Regions from separate parts of the Homo sapiens genome. Here region 2 is linked to region 1. A link is a loop called in an ENCODE intact Hi-C map of the cell type or tissue named here. Cell type or tissue: psoas muscle. All regions are shown on one strand.

Region 1 (8,000 bases):
TTGAGACCAGCCTGGGCAACACAGCAAGACCCCATCTCCTTAAGAAAAAAAGAAAGTTTAAAAAAAGAGAGAGACATGACAACTAAATCCAACACGCAATGCTAAATTACATTCTTTGCTTTGACCATACTAGGACAACTGGTGAAACCTGAATGAGATTCAAGGCTCAGGACATAGTAATGTATCTACATTCATTTCCTGACTGATGGTCATGTGATGGCAATATAAGACAATGTCCCTGATTTCAGGAACTATACACACTACACGTGGTTGAAGAGATAAGGCATCAGGTTAACAACTTATTATCAAATGGTTCAGGAGAAAAACATTCTTTCTACCATATCTCCAACTCTGCTGTTAGTCCGTCATTGCTAAAAGGTGATGGTGACATTTACTCACTGTTTCAGGGTCTTCAAGGGATTCATCCAGTTCTGCATAGGACACGATGGTGTACCCTTTGCAGACTCTCCACAACATTTTTTCAAATGCTTCCACTTTTCCTTGGTTAATTAGGCCAGACACAAATCTGTGAGACAGTAAAGTCAACCTGTAGTCAACTGAAAGCAATAAATGTTATCAAACTACATTAAGAATGATGAAGACTTCATTTCTACCAAGTGGTGAAGACATCCTGAGAGCCCTCCAACTGCAAAACATCTCAGGTGCTGGTCAGAATATTTTTGAAACTTCTTTTTAAAGGTAGAGATGAGCTTGTAATAAAGAGAAATTCTTGGCTGGGCACAGTGGCTCATGCCTGTAATCCCAGCACTTTGGGAGGCCGAGGCGGGTGGATCACAAGGTCAGGAGTTCAAAACCAGCCTGTCCAAGATGCTGAAACCCTGTCTCTACTAAAAATACAAAAATTAGCCAGGCGTGGTGGCAGGCACCCATAATCCCAGCTACTCGGGAGGCTGAGGCAGGAGAATCGCTTGAACCTGGGAGGCGGAGGTTGCTAGAGGGCCACTGCACTCTAGCCTGGGCGACAGAACAAGACTCTGCCTCAAAAAAAAAAAAAAGAGAGAAATTCTTGGAATCCAAAGGGAAAACAGGACCTCACAGCTGTCCTGATTATTACACTGAACCCCGTATCTTAAGAACTTGAGTTTAAGGCCAGCATGGGATGCAGGAGCCAGGCACTGGGTCTAGATAAGGTGAGCAGATACAACTGACTCACCTCTCCAGCTGGGACTGCTCCATGCACAAAGAGCTACACCCTCAGTGAAGGGATGGACCAGAAAAAAAATCTACCTTGCAAAGGAGCCTGGAGCCTGCATGTAAACTTGTTTATTTCTATTTTGGTTCTAGATGGAGGGAGAAGTCTTCCCTAAGAATTTATAACCACAGGTTAAAATTCACTCAGGTTTGAGGCTTAAATTCACATTCCTGGCACAGTCAAAAAACAAATCAACAAAAAAATCTCAATGCTGAGAAAAATATAAATGATTCCAGGTTGACAGAGCACTCCCAGGTACCTGACAAATGTCAAAACAAATTCTCTCTGGAGGAAAACATCCTCAAACTAAATATCACTGAATTCCTTCAGATCAGGAACTGTGAAATATGAGTTCATAATAATTTTAAAAATCACAAATCGCACGAGGAAACAAATTACCACTAGTTTCAGTAGGCAGCAAGAATAAACAGCAGCAGGAGATCTTTAAAATATGATTAATAAAAAAACTAACCAACTCGGTTTAGCCACCAAGTTTCTACTAGACAGGATTTGATGCCTGAATGACCAATTGTTTTAGGCTTATAGAAGTAACACTGAATCACGTAAATGTTGTTTCTTTCTAGCTCATTATACCAAAAGAAATTTCCATTGTGTTGAGTAAAAAAGTCAATACAGCTGAGTAATTCAGCTCAACAAGTACAGGAATACAGTGTTTCTTAAACAAATATTCACTATGTTTCATTCAACCCTAGGCTTTAAAATGGTCTCCATTCATCCCTTCTATGGAGCTCATCTGCCTTTTACAAGAAGGGCAGTATGAAGCCTGACACCCCAGGCCTTGTCACCTACCCCAGTTTTGCTCCCAGCCTCTGCATACAGCTGTAATCCAACAAAGAATCACTCTCTAAGGAAGGGAATTCTTCATAAGTGGGTTCAAACTAGAAATAAACATATGAAACCAAGTGTGTCTCATTAAAAGTGACACTTTATTTCTCATGTCAAATTTTCAAACAAGTTTATAGGGCATCCTAACTAACTACTTAGATCTGGGTGCAAAGACTTCTGAGGTAACTTAGATTTATAACTCAATCCTCATAAATGAAAAGATAACTTCCCCATCCTTTATTTGTAAGCCAATTGAAGACATTTACATAAAAGACAGTTATAATTTAGTTCATTGCCTTCATCCAAGATAGAGTAACTTTATCAAAGGTCACTATCATATCAAGTGAAACTAAGTTTGGAACAGATGCACTTGTCTCTTCTATACTTAGCTCCATAAGGTGCTACTACATGGACTATTCTTTATTCTTATAATTTTTTTTCTTTTTTTTTTTTTTTAGATACAGGGTACAGGGTCTCACTCTGTCGCCCAGGCTGGAGTGCAGTGGCGCAATCATAGCTCACTGCAGCCTCAAACTTCTGGGCTCAAATGATCCTCTCACCTCAGCCTCCTTGGTAGCTGGGACTACAAGTATGCACCACCACGCTCAGCTAATTTTTTATTTTTTGTATAGACAAGGTCTCATATTAATTCTCACTATGTTCAGGCTGGTCTTGAACTCCTGGGCTCAAGCCATCCTCCAGCTTTGGCCTCCCAAAGTGCTGGGATTACAGGTGTAAGCCACTGTGTCTGACCTAGTCTTAGAAATTATAGATTATTCTTTTACTTCCTTTACTTAGCAATTTGGAAAAAGTAAATTTTAGAGTTCAACATCCTTCATTCAATTTTTTTCTCATGCTCATAAAAATTTTTTTCAACCACAAACTAAACCATCTTATAAATATTTAGTATTGTAATTGCTGAAAACAACCAACACAGGAAATGGCTCTTAAAACTTTATTTAAAGTCATATAATCCAACTGAAAAATAAAACCAAGGTTTAAATTTAATCTCTTAAATCTGGGCGCGGTAGCTCACTCCTGTAATCCCAGCACTTTGGAAGGCCGAGGAAGGTGGATCAACTGGGTCTGGAGTTTGATACCAGCCTGGCCAACATGGTGAAACCCCATCTCTACTAAAAATACAAAAAATTACAGGCGTGGTGGCGGGCGCCTGTAATCCCAGCTATTCGAGAGGCTGAGGCAGGACAATCTCTTGAACCCGGAAGGCGGAGGGTGCAGTGAGCCGAGATTGTGCCACTGCACTCTAGCCTGGGCAACAAGAGCAAAATTCCGTCTCAAAAACAAAATATAAAATTAAATAAATAAATAAATTTAATCTCTTAAAAGAAGCAACATATCTATATGAACTAATAGCAAAATACACAGCCTATGGGAATGAGATTTTTATAAAAAGCTGTTTATAAAAACAGCTGTATTTCCTCACGAGCTGTTCAGTACCTCAACATTGCGTTTCACAAAGGTCTTTGTCACTCTCAGCATGTGAGTGTACTCTATCAGTTCCAGCAAGTTTTTCCTCAGTTTCTCCTTGTTCTTAGTGACTTCTCTCAGTTCAACCTCGAGCTTCTGCAACTGCTCCTAAAACAAAACAATGGTTACTTAAGAGGGTAGTAATTAGTTCCAAGTGTAATTCCAATAATCTTCATGCAGTATACCAAAAACAGTGGGTTTTTTTGTTTTGTTTTTTTCTTTTTTTTTTTTTTGAGATGGAGTCTCCCTCTGTCGCCCAGGCTGGAGTGCAGTGGCATGATCTCGGCTCACTGCAACCTCCACCTCCTGGGTTCAAGCGATTCTCTTGCCTCAGCCTCCCCGAGTAGCTGGGACTACAGGTGCGCATCACCACGCCCAGCTAATTTTTTTTTGTATTGTTAGTAGAGACGAGGTTTCACCATGTTGGCCAGGCTGGTCTTGAACTCTTGACCTCAGGTAATCCACCCGCCTCGGCCTCCCTGTCTCTACTAAGAATACAAAAAAATTAGCTGGGCATGGTGGCATGTGCCTGTAATCCCAGCTACTCAGGAGGCTGAGGCAGAAGAATCACGTGAACCCAGGAGATGGAGGTTGCAGTGAGCCAAGATCGTGTCACTGCACTCCAGCTTGGGTGACAGAGCAAGACTCCTTCTCAAAGTAAATAAATAAATAGGCTCATTTATTGTTTCATATTAATTCAGGTAATTTCTGTGAAGTTCACACCACATATTAGCTAAAACATTCCGAAGGCTGTGATGAGCGTGAGACCCCCAAGACTGGCCCTCGTCTCTAACCACAGGTGCTGTCATTTCTCGGATTTCCTTTGTCTGCTTATTCATATCACACATCAAAGACTCTTCCTCTTTAAGTCTACATTTCCTTTTTTTGCAACACAGAATATATTTAGATAATCTTTTCTAACTTATTTTCCTAGTCTCTAGCATATGAGTTACTATGCACTCACATTTACACAATTAATTGAGGATAAAAATTCATGACAATTGGCCAGGCGTGGTGGCTCACGCCTGTAATCCCAGCACTTTGGGAAGCCAAGGTGGGTGGATCACGAGGTCAGGAGTTCGAGACCAGCCTGGCCAAGATGGTAAAACCCCATCTCTACTAAAAATACAAAAATTAGCCAGGCATGGTGGCACGTGCCTATAATCCCAGCTACTTGGGAGGCTGAGGCAGGAGAATTGCTTGAACCCGGGAGGCACAGGCTGCAGTGAGCCGAGATCGCACCACTACATGCACTCTAGCCTGGGCGACAGAGCAAGACTCTGTCTCAAAAAAAAAAAAAAATTCATGAGAATCTTTAATAATTAGTTACATACTAAACATCCTTAAAAATACTTAAGTATTAAAATAACAGAAGCAAAAATCCGTAAGGCAAATCATTGAGTCAATGAAAACTTGTATTCAAACAAATCACTTAATATACTATATTCATTACTTCTGCTTTGCCTTACAAGCACTGTACACAGTCATCACTATGTTTGTAATTACATCACAAGCGACCCATCGAACAGGCCAATCCAGATGACTGCTGTTACTCATCTGGTTGGAGAGTTCTCTCTGGAGTCTCCTGCACCAAGTAATGAAAGACTTCCTCCCGAATAAACAAACAGAGGAGCCCGCAACTGAATGGCTTCAGTTACACAACGATAATTGTTTTAGAAGAGTTATCAAGAGCTCCAGCCTACTTCACAGGGTGAGGAACGAATTCACCGAGGATGCTAATAAGCAGCACAGGTGAGTGTTCTCACCGGGGACACATGTATCCCCAGCACACCAGCCAGGGAACTCAGGGTGACAGAACGCTGCTTGCTGCCCACCCGAGACAACCCATGGACTGCATACCAGCTTCCAAAATTTAGAGGGGAAGGGCCAGGGTAAATGTGGGAGGACTGTGAAGGCACAACACCGAAGCCTCAATTCCTTGCACAAGAAGAGGCAGCTAAGGCATGGGTGACCCTGGGATGAGCTTTCTGAAACAGTACAGGATCATGAACTGTTCTGATCCATCAATCAGGCTTGATGGCCTGATTCTTGTTGCCTCTGTTCACCACCACCTGGAAAGGAAGCATATGCCTTACACTGTAAAAGAAAACTGAATTACTGTTAAAATTTAACACAGATAATCTATTACTGAGGGTTAATCATAATAGCGGTCTTTAATCTCTCTGCCTAGAGAGATCACCATCTTCCATAGTTTTGAGAAGAAAGGCAGAAAAGCATTAGACAACATGAAATAAGTAAGTAAGCAGCCCCCAAGATCAATGGCTGCAACCAGCTTCGTCAGAAGCAAGTTACCTGCATTTCTAGAACCTGTTTCAGGGGTGGCGCAGGAGGGCTGGCCTCTCCTTCAGGAAGGGGAATATCAGCTCTATTAATTTCCTGTACCAAATACACTGTGAAAATAAAAGTTAAACAATTAGATACTAAAATGTACTATAATACATTTCAGTCAGAAACATTTTAAAGCCCAATGTTTCCCAAGCCATCTAAAAATCAATGTCTAAATGCACAAAAATCTTGCTTGTCCCAACTGACTTACTGGTCACTTTTTGCAACCTTGTTTCCAAAAATAATGCTGCCTAGAGAGATCTGCATGCAGTGACAAAATAAACAACAACCTCTTCTATTTCTTAGTGACTTAAAAAATAAATAAATAGAATGAACAACAACCTGGATAAACCTTTTCTGAAATTCCACCCATTTTTTTCATTTCTAATATTCTAGTGAAAGAACTTTTGAGTCGCAGCCATCTACAGGGGCAGAATGAAGCAGAGGTTAGGGGCGCACTTGGAAGTGCAGGAATTACCCAAGTGATAGACCTACAATAGCCCCTATGGGAGCTGGCAACATGATTTCTCGCAGATGCCCTCAGAAAGAAAAGGGCATCCATCAGTCCAACAAGAAAATCACAACCACTACCAGGAAACCCACCCAGCACCAAGAGCCAGGCTCTCTTGCAGCTCCCAGTCAGCCCTGAGGCTGTGGCTGAGGACAACCTGCACTGTTTCACCACTGAAGTTAAAAACTAGATTCAGAAGCCTGGCTGGGTCTTGCAATTGCTGCCCTCGGCAGCCTGGGGGGCAAGTGTCAGGGCAGCCCTAGAAATGGGCAAGTTCATGAAACCTGGGAAAATGGTGCCAGTCGTGGCCGGACACTACTCTGGACACAAAGCCAATCCTCATGAAGAAAACTGATGATGGCACCTCAGACCACACCTGCAGCCACCCTCTGGTGGCTAAAAAAGACCATTATTCCCACAGTGACAGCTGCCATGGGCAAGAAGATTGCCAAGAGGTCAAAGGTCAAGTCTTTTGTGAAGGTTTATAACTATAATGACCTCATGCCCACAGAGTACCCTGTGACCATCCCCTTAGACAAAACCACCAGGTTTTCAGAGACCCTGCTCTTAAATGCAAGGCCCAGTGGGAGGCCAAGATCAAGTTCAAAGAGTGGAACAAGACTGGCAAGAACAAGTGGTTCTTCCAGAAGCTGTGGTTTTAGATGTTTTTTGTTTCAGTCATTAAAACAAAACAAAACAAAACAAAACAAAACACCTAGATTCATGAAACTAATAGTACACCAGCCAAAACTAACTACTTTATTTGGTTTATGTTTTCGATTCCATGAAGCATCCCTTTCCTTAGGCTAAAAGTCACAATATCTGTTAGTCATTATCAGGCCTAATATTTAGAAGTGTTACTAACTGGTTTACAGAGGGAGAGAGGCAGGTAAAGAAGTAAGGAGGAAAAACAAAAAGAAAAAGAAAAGAAACTGTCTTACCAAGATAGCAAAGGAAGCACTGGGTCTAAGAGGTTTCTAGAAATGAACGCAAATTGTTTTAACCAATTTATACTTCAATTTATTCTTTTTTTTTTTAAGAGACAGGGGTCTCACTATGTTGCCCACGCTAGCCTTGAACTCCTGGGCTCAAGAAAGCCTCCTGCCTCTACCTTCAGAGTAACTGAGACTATAGGTATGTGCACCACCATGCCTGGCGTACACCTAAATTTCCTTGAGAGGTCCTTTTTCACTGTTTTAAGTCTGCATTCTTATGGGGTCATACCCTGCTGCCCAGGCTGGAGTACAGTGGTGTGTCATCCTGGCCCACAATAACCTCAAACTCCTGGGCTCAAGCAATTCTCCCACCTCAGCCTCCTGAGTAGCTAAGACTACAGGCACATGTCACCATGCCTGGCTAATTTTATTTTTTGTGGAGACAGGGTCTCAGTATGTTGCCCAGACTGCTCTCAAACTCCTGGACTCAAGTGATCCTCCCACCTTGGCCTCCCAAAGTGCTGGAATTATAGGCGTGAGCCATCGTGCCCAGCCCTGCATTCTTTTGAAACAGTTTAAGCTACAGGAAGTCCTGGATATACCTAATGTGTTATCACATTTGCCCTGCCTTTAAAAACCTTATTCTGAATACACCATCTAT
Region 2 (8,000 bases), 240 kb before region 1:
CATGTTTTAAAAGATACTGAATAAGGCCGGGGGCAGTGGCTCACTCCTGAGGCCGAGGCGGGCAGATCACGAGGTCAAGAGATCAAGACCATCCTGAGCAACATGGTGAAACCCCATCTCTACTAAAAATACAAAAATTAGCTGGTCGTGGTGGCGCAGTAGTCCCAGCTACTCGGGAGGCTGAGGCAGGAGAATCGCTTGAACCCAGGAGGCAGAGGTTGCAGTGAGCCCAGATCACGCCACTGCACTCCAGCCTGGCAACAGATGGAGACTCCGTCTCAAAAAAAAAAAAAAAAAAAAAAAAAACTGAATAAGAGATGATATAAGAGATGATTCTTGTGCTTGCTCCGCATTTTAGTTTGTTTATTTCATTACTCAAACATGACTCAAGTTTCACAGCAAAAAGTCCAGTCATATCCACCTACATTAAGTTGCATTGGATGTTTTTTCAGTATGTCTGCATGGTTTTTAAAATATGCTGGCAGCTGAAGGTAAAACAAAGCCAAGAAGTAGAATTACAGCAAGCCGAAAAGCTTAGGGGAATTGGAGCTTTGTGTTTGAAGAAGAAAGACATGTGCCCTATTTGTATGAAACCAATCTTGAGAATGATGGTTTTATCAGCAATGGGAATAAGGATTTATCTATTATAATAAAGATTCGGCTACTGAGTGTCAATCTAATACATGTATTAAGTGGGTCAATGAGGTGGGGACTCCAGTCTGTGGCTAAGAAGCAGAGCAGAGTTGCCTGTGAACACCAGAGTGCCCAATACACAAGGATTGAAGTGCAGCAAGTCAGTAATGAGGCCGATTGAGTTAAACCAAGATCTGACCTCTCCATTTTAGGAAGAAGAGGAAAAAACAATTCTGAATTAATGTTTGCATGGACTTAACTTTTTAAATGTCTTTTAAAGTAGTTACTCTCTCGTTCTCTAGCAGATGAGTTTGTTTCATGCTTTTAACTTTTTAAACGTCTTTTAAAATAGTTACTCTGTCTTGTTCTCTAGCAGATGAGTTTGTCTCATGCTTTTCACTTTTTAAATGTCTTTTAAAATAGTTACTCTCTCTCATTCTGTAGCAGATGAGTTTGTGTCATGCTTTTGTGTCTCTTACCCATTAGCTGACTTTGGGTGTGATAAGTGACTAAGACTCCTCAAACTTTGAACAAGGAATATACCATTTATTTATGCTGTATGCATGAAGGGAAAAGAGACGAATATCAAGTTTTTCTGGCCAACCAAGAAATAAAACTTTAAAAGTGTTTATTTTTTCAGGAAAAAAAATCACAGATACTACTTAAATATTATTACCAGGACAACAAATTAGCAAATAAGGCAAGTTAGAAAGCAGCATTTTCAAGGTTAAAGGTTGCACTTTAAAGCTTTAACCATGACTTCTGAAGGGATCACACAAACATCTTTAAAGACTTCTTTGTTAATCAGAAAACAGTTTACATGCAAATTTCCACACTGGAGAGCCGACCGAGATCAATACTTTCATGATTATTCCCAATTTACTGCTTTATCAGAAAGAACTTTACTACGAAGCAAGAAGTGTCTACTCTTCTGTGAAGGAGTAAGTTTTCTCCTTGTTTCTGAAATTCTTTATTCTAGCTGAATTCTCAAGACTGAGCAGTGAACTTCCATTGGTTAGCACCAAATAGAGCAAGCCTGAGTAAGCTGCTTATAAAAAGGGGAAAAAAACGACAGAAGAAAACTTTTAATAAATGGAATATGAGGCACATAATACTCTGCTTCTACAAATTTTCTTTTTGTTGCCTCTTTGGCAACACTTAAGATACTAAATTTAGGTCTGCATAAAATCCATTATCCTTTGCTCTTCAGATTTCCTCCCCAGTCCATTTCTAAATGCATCCTGTGCCCTTCTCATTTACTATGCAGGTAAGAGAGTTTATGAGAAGTCATTAAAGCCCATGTTCTTAGGTAACATTGTTTAAGCATTAAACACTACATGTAAATTGTCATTCTCAATATTATTACAATACTGTCTTTCTTAAAGTTGCACATTTTACCTAGAAATCCGTGGCATCATACTCTGAAAAGATCATCTTCGATATAATGCAGAGGACACGTAAAAACACTGGGTTCCCAAGAGAAAGTTCCATCTCTGTCATACATAGCATAATTATCTTAGGCTCTCCATATTTTTCTAATGATAAGTGAACGTAAGAGGTTAGGCTCGTGCCATACCTTAAACATTGAAGGAGGCTTTTTGTAACTCCTTTCTCTTCGGCTGTCACACACATCAACCCAGATGAAAGGCACTGCTAGTGTTTCTGCCTCGGTGGCTAGTAGCGTGGGAGAGCAGATACACTTTTTAAAAATAGCCAAATCTTGCACATTGATAAGAAAGATGGAGAAAGGTTGGAGTTTTTCGCTCAGTTTTGTGTTCCCATAGATAAGAACATAGCAGAAGTTATTAGGTTTGGCCTGTCATTTTCAAGGAAGGTCAGTATCTGATACTGAGTCATCTTTATCTTCTGGTTGAGTCCCTATGACAAGACCAGAACGTTCTAGTAGAATAGAGCAGCAGCTTTCTGGCATTAAGGTACTTGCTCATTGACATGCCCTATTGCTCTCGGGGGAGGAAGGATGTGTAATCCTCCTCAGCCTCTGCAATGTGATTTCAAGTGAGGAATTGCTTTCCATCAATAAAGCGGTCAAGTCAGTTTTTGACAAGTTTATTAGTACAGTAAGACTGTGGTATCAGGACCCAGTTCAGAGGTGAACAAAGCCAAACCATATTGTTTGAGGGCAAAGGCAGGTTTTTAGGGGAGAGACAAAATAAATATCCAAGTAGAAACAAAGCTAGACTTGAGACCTTGGAGATAGGTTGACAGCTGTCTATTTGGAGGTTCTTGTGTCTCATCCCTTTTTGCAGGATGGAACTCAGAGCTTTGGATGACGACTGGCTAATTCTAGAACACTGCACTGAATGTTACTCATTAGCAGGCTGTGGTTAGAGCAGAGTGCCTTTCCAAGTAGTCTCAGGATGCCAGCGGGACCTGCCTGTGCAGTGACCATCTTGAGTCTGAAATTTAAGTGGAAAGCAGCAAATTAGCCATTCCTGTGTTTAGAGGAAAACTGAGTTTAGTTAGAAGGTGTGAAGTCGTTGGGGCCAGCATGTTCCTACTGAAGAAACTGGGAATCCTCGGCAGGTTAGTAGCAAGCAGAACTTTAGAGTCCCTTGAAGGAAGGTTGAAGTGATGTTTGGACTGCTGAACTGCAGAGTGAACCTGGGAATGAGATGCACTGACACCCTCATCAGTGCTTTCCATCAGTGTGCAAGACTTAGCTATTTCTCAAAAGAACACAGCTTCCTCTCACATGGAATGTCCTACCATTGGGGATGTAACCAGAAGCCTCTGAAGCCTACTCAGTTTTTTAGGTGAAGATCCCAGATTTTTGTTTGTCACAACTCTCATGGTTACATTTATAGGTAGGGAATCCAGCCACTTCAGTCCAGTTTCTGAAAATTCCTGGCTAGGTTATTTTTCAGAGTTCCATTTGGACATTTTACCACCTCTTCTGATTGTGGACAAGACAGTGAAGGCATTGATGAATGTGTAGGGCTTTACAGCTTTATTTACAATCCAATCTGGAAATGATGGACTCCTGTTACAAATAGACACACTTAATGTACCAAATCTGGAAATAAAATATTTCAGAAGTCTTTTTGACAGTCATTGTGTTAGCCTTTGCATGCATCTTCTATACCCAGTGAAATTACTAAAGCATTCACATGAAAACCCATTTTTTCTCATTTGAATAAAACTAATGTGAATATGCTTATAAATGCCTGCCTCCCACCCTACAGCCCCATCCGTAGATAAGCTGCTCTCGTTGTCTTTATGGCTACTTCCCACAACATGAATGGACGGGTCAAACAACTCACACAGTGCTGATGAGCTACACTGGTAAATTTGGAGCATGCCACCCACATATGATTTTCCCTGGCATCCCTTCTTGTTGGTGTGTACCAGGCCATGGGACACTGGAGCAAGATGAAGGCACTTTGGAGCTACCAAGAGGCTCTCTGAAACCCTGACAGTCTTTAGAGTCCCTTCTACGATGTGGGGCCTGATCTAGGACAGGGACAGTGTGGGAAAGAGCCACCATAAGGGACTGTTCAGTCTGAGAAAGATGACTGACCATAGATAACCTTGACCGTGTTATTCACCAAAGGAAGTATATTTCCAAAACAGCCCAACATGGGTTACATGAGGGCCGTGAGAAATGTAAGCTCCTCCAAGAGCGTGCAGCCCTCACTGTTTTCACAATTGTCCATAGTCAAGACAGGAAAAAGTGAGAAAGAAAAGCAGGACTTCATACTCCAGTGAGAGCGATAAACTTTGACTTCTGGACAGAATATACAGAGGTCAAGATGAATCAAGATTCCTCTTTATTGAGAAGAGATTGCATCCCAAAGATCAATTTGCTTTTCTGTGAGTGGTTAGTCTTGTCTCCTCAGTTATACACAAGTGTTTATTGATAGACCTCACTATATCTCGATGCACACGTACAAGCACACACGTCATTCCAAACAGTATATTTAACTGGCAATATATTTAGCGATTTAAAATTGTAGTTTTCAAATGTTATCAAACATATCAGGTGTCCTAATACGTCAATTGATTTTACCATCATAATTTGAGCTTTAAGAACAAGTATTTAAAAAAAAGACCCAGTATTCAAAAAAAGACCCAGCAGCTCATCCGTGGGGATTGTCAGGTGACGAGATGTTTTTTCCATTTGAATTTTAATTTCTTTATCAGTTTTTAGGTAAATATAAATTATTAACTAATTGCCTCACTATTCTGCTGGTACAAAGGGAATTAGGAACTTTAGAAAACAAAATTTACATTAAAAAATAATGCAATTGTTATTTAAAATTGGCAGAAATGTGATATCTTGAAACATTATTCAGCTAATGGAAGTAGAGTGACTCTTGGTTGTCATAATATTGTCTGGAATTTTTAAAAAGCAATTTATAAAGATACTAGTTTCTTAAATTACAGCTCCCTGTAATTTGTATACTCAGGTTTAGATTCACCTACTCTGAAATCATGGTGGTAGGTAGTCATTGAGCTGTTCTGTAAGGCAAGTGTCAAGAATTTAGGAAGTTCCATTTAATTTAGCCTTTGTGAAAAAATTCTACTTTTTGTATGAATTGTGTGCCCCACCCCCACTCCCAAATATTAGCTCCACAAAGGCAGAATTTTTATCTCTTCTATTTGTTGGTGTGTTCTGAGTGTCCTCCACAGTGTCTGGCTCAAAGCTGCTTAAAGATGCTTCCTTTATGGAAAGAATGAACTGTAATAATTTATATCACCCCCCCATATAGAAGACATAACCTTCTCTTATACCCCCAAATTCACAAAAATAGATATGAAAGGATTTTCTTTAAAAGTACTAAGAACTTGAATAATTTATGTAGTCTTCTGTGTTATATTGGAATAGCCTCCTTGTTGTTAATACAGACACTTTTTTTAAAAAAAAGATAAATAACTTTTCAGTTTGTACCTGTTACGTTTAAACTTTATTTTTAAACTGCTTTTATAACCTGAGCAATTGTTTTTATTTTGGGAGAGACCTTTTCCAAGTAGAAAACCATTTTAAGATTTACCAGCGCAGCACTAATTACTTCAATTTCTGTAGTATATTTCTGCAAATTACAAAGTTCAAATTATGGCTCTTGTAAACAGGGTTTCCTGGTGACCATGGAACCTGTACTTTCATTTCTCCCGCCTGGAAAGCTTTCTTAAAGTGCTAGTATATATAAAATATTAGGAGTTTTGACATGATTTCATAAATTTATTGGGAGTCTAAAATTCTTGTAAAGTTTACGTATTTAGTGAAGTCCTTAAAAACAAAGCTCTTTGCATTGAAGAAATATTAAAGCCTTTAAACATCAAAGTTTCCTGGAGATTTCCTGCCTGCATTAGATAGAGTACTCCTGTGGAAACTGCACACCTAGCTCAGCTGCAATGTGTCCACTTAATTTCTGTGGAAATACGCAGCTTTATAACCATAACACTGGAGTCCCTATTGCATTCCAGATTTATCTTGCACTCACCCTCTTCACTTCTCAGGTCACTTTAGCGTTCATAGAAGAAAAGCAAAATCTCACATTATCAAGAAACAGGAAGAAAATTACTACATTCTTAGGCAATTTGGAGTTTATTTGCAATCCTTTTTCTTCCAAGCAAAAGAAAGCAAGGAAATGCTGATCCAGTGTTCCAGTCATTTTAGCTAAACAGGTTAAGTAGTCCCTTTCTGCACTCCTGCCTCGCTGAGCGTGTAAGATACAAGGAAGAAACTCACTCAGATAGGCTCCTATTGTCCCCTCACCTGCTGGTTGCCTTTTTCTCCAGAGTTAGCAGCTGTCTGGTACGGGAGGGATGCTGCATGTGGTGAGAGTTTGCCCTCCCAAAAGTGCCATACGCTGCGTTTACTAGCCATCCCAGAAACCCAGAGAGAGCAGGATAAACCTCAAGTCCAAAGAGGAGAAAAGGCCTGCCTTAAATTAGATTGACCCTAACCCTGGGGGTTTCTCAGCCAAAACTCTCTTGACCTTTGGGGCCAGATTGCCCTTGTTGTGGGGCTGTCCTGTGCGTTATGGTCTGTTTAGCAGCACCCCTGGCCCTGCCCACTAGATGCTGGTGGCACCCACCCACACGCTCATGACAGCCCAAAGCATCTCCAGACATCGCCAGATGCCCCCTGGGGGCACAGCTGTCCCAGCTGAGAACCACTGCTCCAACTTGATCAAACTCAAGATTCATCAGGAGAATGAGAACCCCGTGTTCTTTCATTAATTCCGACTGCTTACAGTTTGCCTCATATCAGAAAACTTACACGCTAATTCCATCTGTTCTTTAGATTTTTTAAAAAAAAACCTATATCTTGCATCAGCCATAAAACAATGACTGTAGATTCTCTGAGGGAAAAAAAAAACACCGTGTAGATGGTGTTCTCAGCAGGTGAGAGTCAGACTGCAGAAGCAGGCCAGCTCCTCTGTAAGACCCACATGAAGATTACTGTTGCCACTGCCAGATTATGTTATGTCTCACACAGAGTCGCCACCTTCCTCTCTCTACTCCCCATCCTGTTCCGCCTTCTGAATCGCAGCATCAATTGTTGACTTAAGCAGGCAAAAACTCAAACTACATTTGAATAAAGAATTTGTCAGTATCTGCATTTGTTTTAGTCTTCTGTATCAAGAGAGGAACCCCAAGCCCCTTATCCAGCTAACCAGAACACCTTAAAAGTGTTTGTCTTCAAAAAAGATATCACATGAAATTGTATTATTAATAAATTAGTAAATAAGGCAACCAATTTAAAAAGCAAACATTTAGAAGTTCAAAGCTGTATTTTAAAGGATTCAGCAACAATCTATAAAGCCCAGGTGTCTTAAAATACTTGTTTGGTAATAAAAACACAATTGTACATTTTTACATGTTTCCACACAGAATAGCAGAGTAAGCTTGTAGCTCTTTAAGAGAACTAGCTTTTTAACCCAGAATAGTATCTGTTTTTCTGCAGCTTTAGGAGAGAGGAAGCATTTTCTCTTATTCTGATTTTTTTTTTCCACAAGCAGCAGCATCAAGAATAAGCACTGGAATTATATTAGCATCTGGCACGAAAGAGTAGACCTGAGAAGCTTACAGCTTAAAATACGGGGAAAGAAAAGGGCAAAAGAGAATGTTTAGCAAATGGAATATTGGCCAAACGGTGTTCAGGCTGTGCGGGATATGCACTTTTATATTTTAGAGGGCTGCAGCATTTCGTCTTCTTTTAGGGACAGTATATTATCTAGTTGAGAGCATAGGCTTTGGAGTCAGACTGGTTTGGGATGACCCCACCTCTGCCACTTACTAGGTGTGACTTTAAGGAAGTCATTTAACCCTCCAAGCTTATTTGCCAACGTGTGAACTGAGGATAAGAATATCTGCTCCTTAGAGTGTTGATCAAGTACGTA

What was found. Hi-C counts contacts between places; a loop is a spot of excess contacts. Peaks named below come from ENCODE experiments on the same cell type or tissue, not always from the same donor. Only the 100,000 strongest peaks of a DNase experiment are listed, where the experiment ranks them.
Region 2: it touches region 1 in a loop (2.2-fold over the local background); 16 of 110 quality-filtered maps call a loop at or near these places.

The regions. Positions count from the first base shown.
Region 1 is chr12:123,720,309-123,728,308 of GRCh38, reverse strand. It overlaps ATP6V0A2 (ATPase H+ transporting V0 subunit a2), which reads right to left. Exons shown (of 20, transcript NM_012463.4): 3 at 5,861-5,958; 4 at 3,518-3,655; 5 at 2,024-2,112; 6 at 400-526. It overlaps LOC105370042 (a long non-coding RNA gene), which reads left to right and starts at 5,219. Exons shown (of 3, transcript XR_945477.4): 1 at 5,219-5,299. It also overlaps the pseudogene RPL27P12. RefSeq lists a silencer at 6,492-6,672. In psoas muscle, no CTCF peak of the experiment used is centred here; no DNase peak of the experiment used is centred here.
Region 2 is chr12:123,961,768-123,969,767 of GRCh38, reverse strand. The region is part of intron 1 of CCDC92 (coiled-coil domain containing 92); the gene reads left to right. Among named protein-coding and RNA genes, the nearest start is that of CCDC92, 7.1 kb to the left of the region's middle. RefSeq lists an enhancer at 484-985. In psoas muscle, no CTCF peak of the experiment used is centred here; no DNase peak of the experiment used is centred here.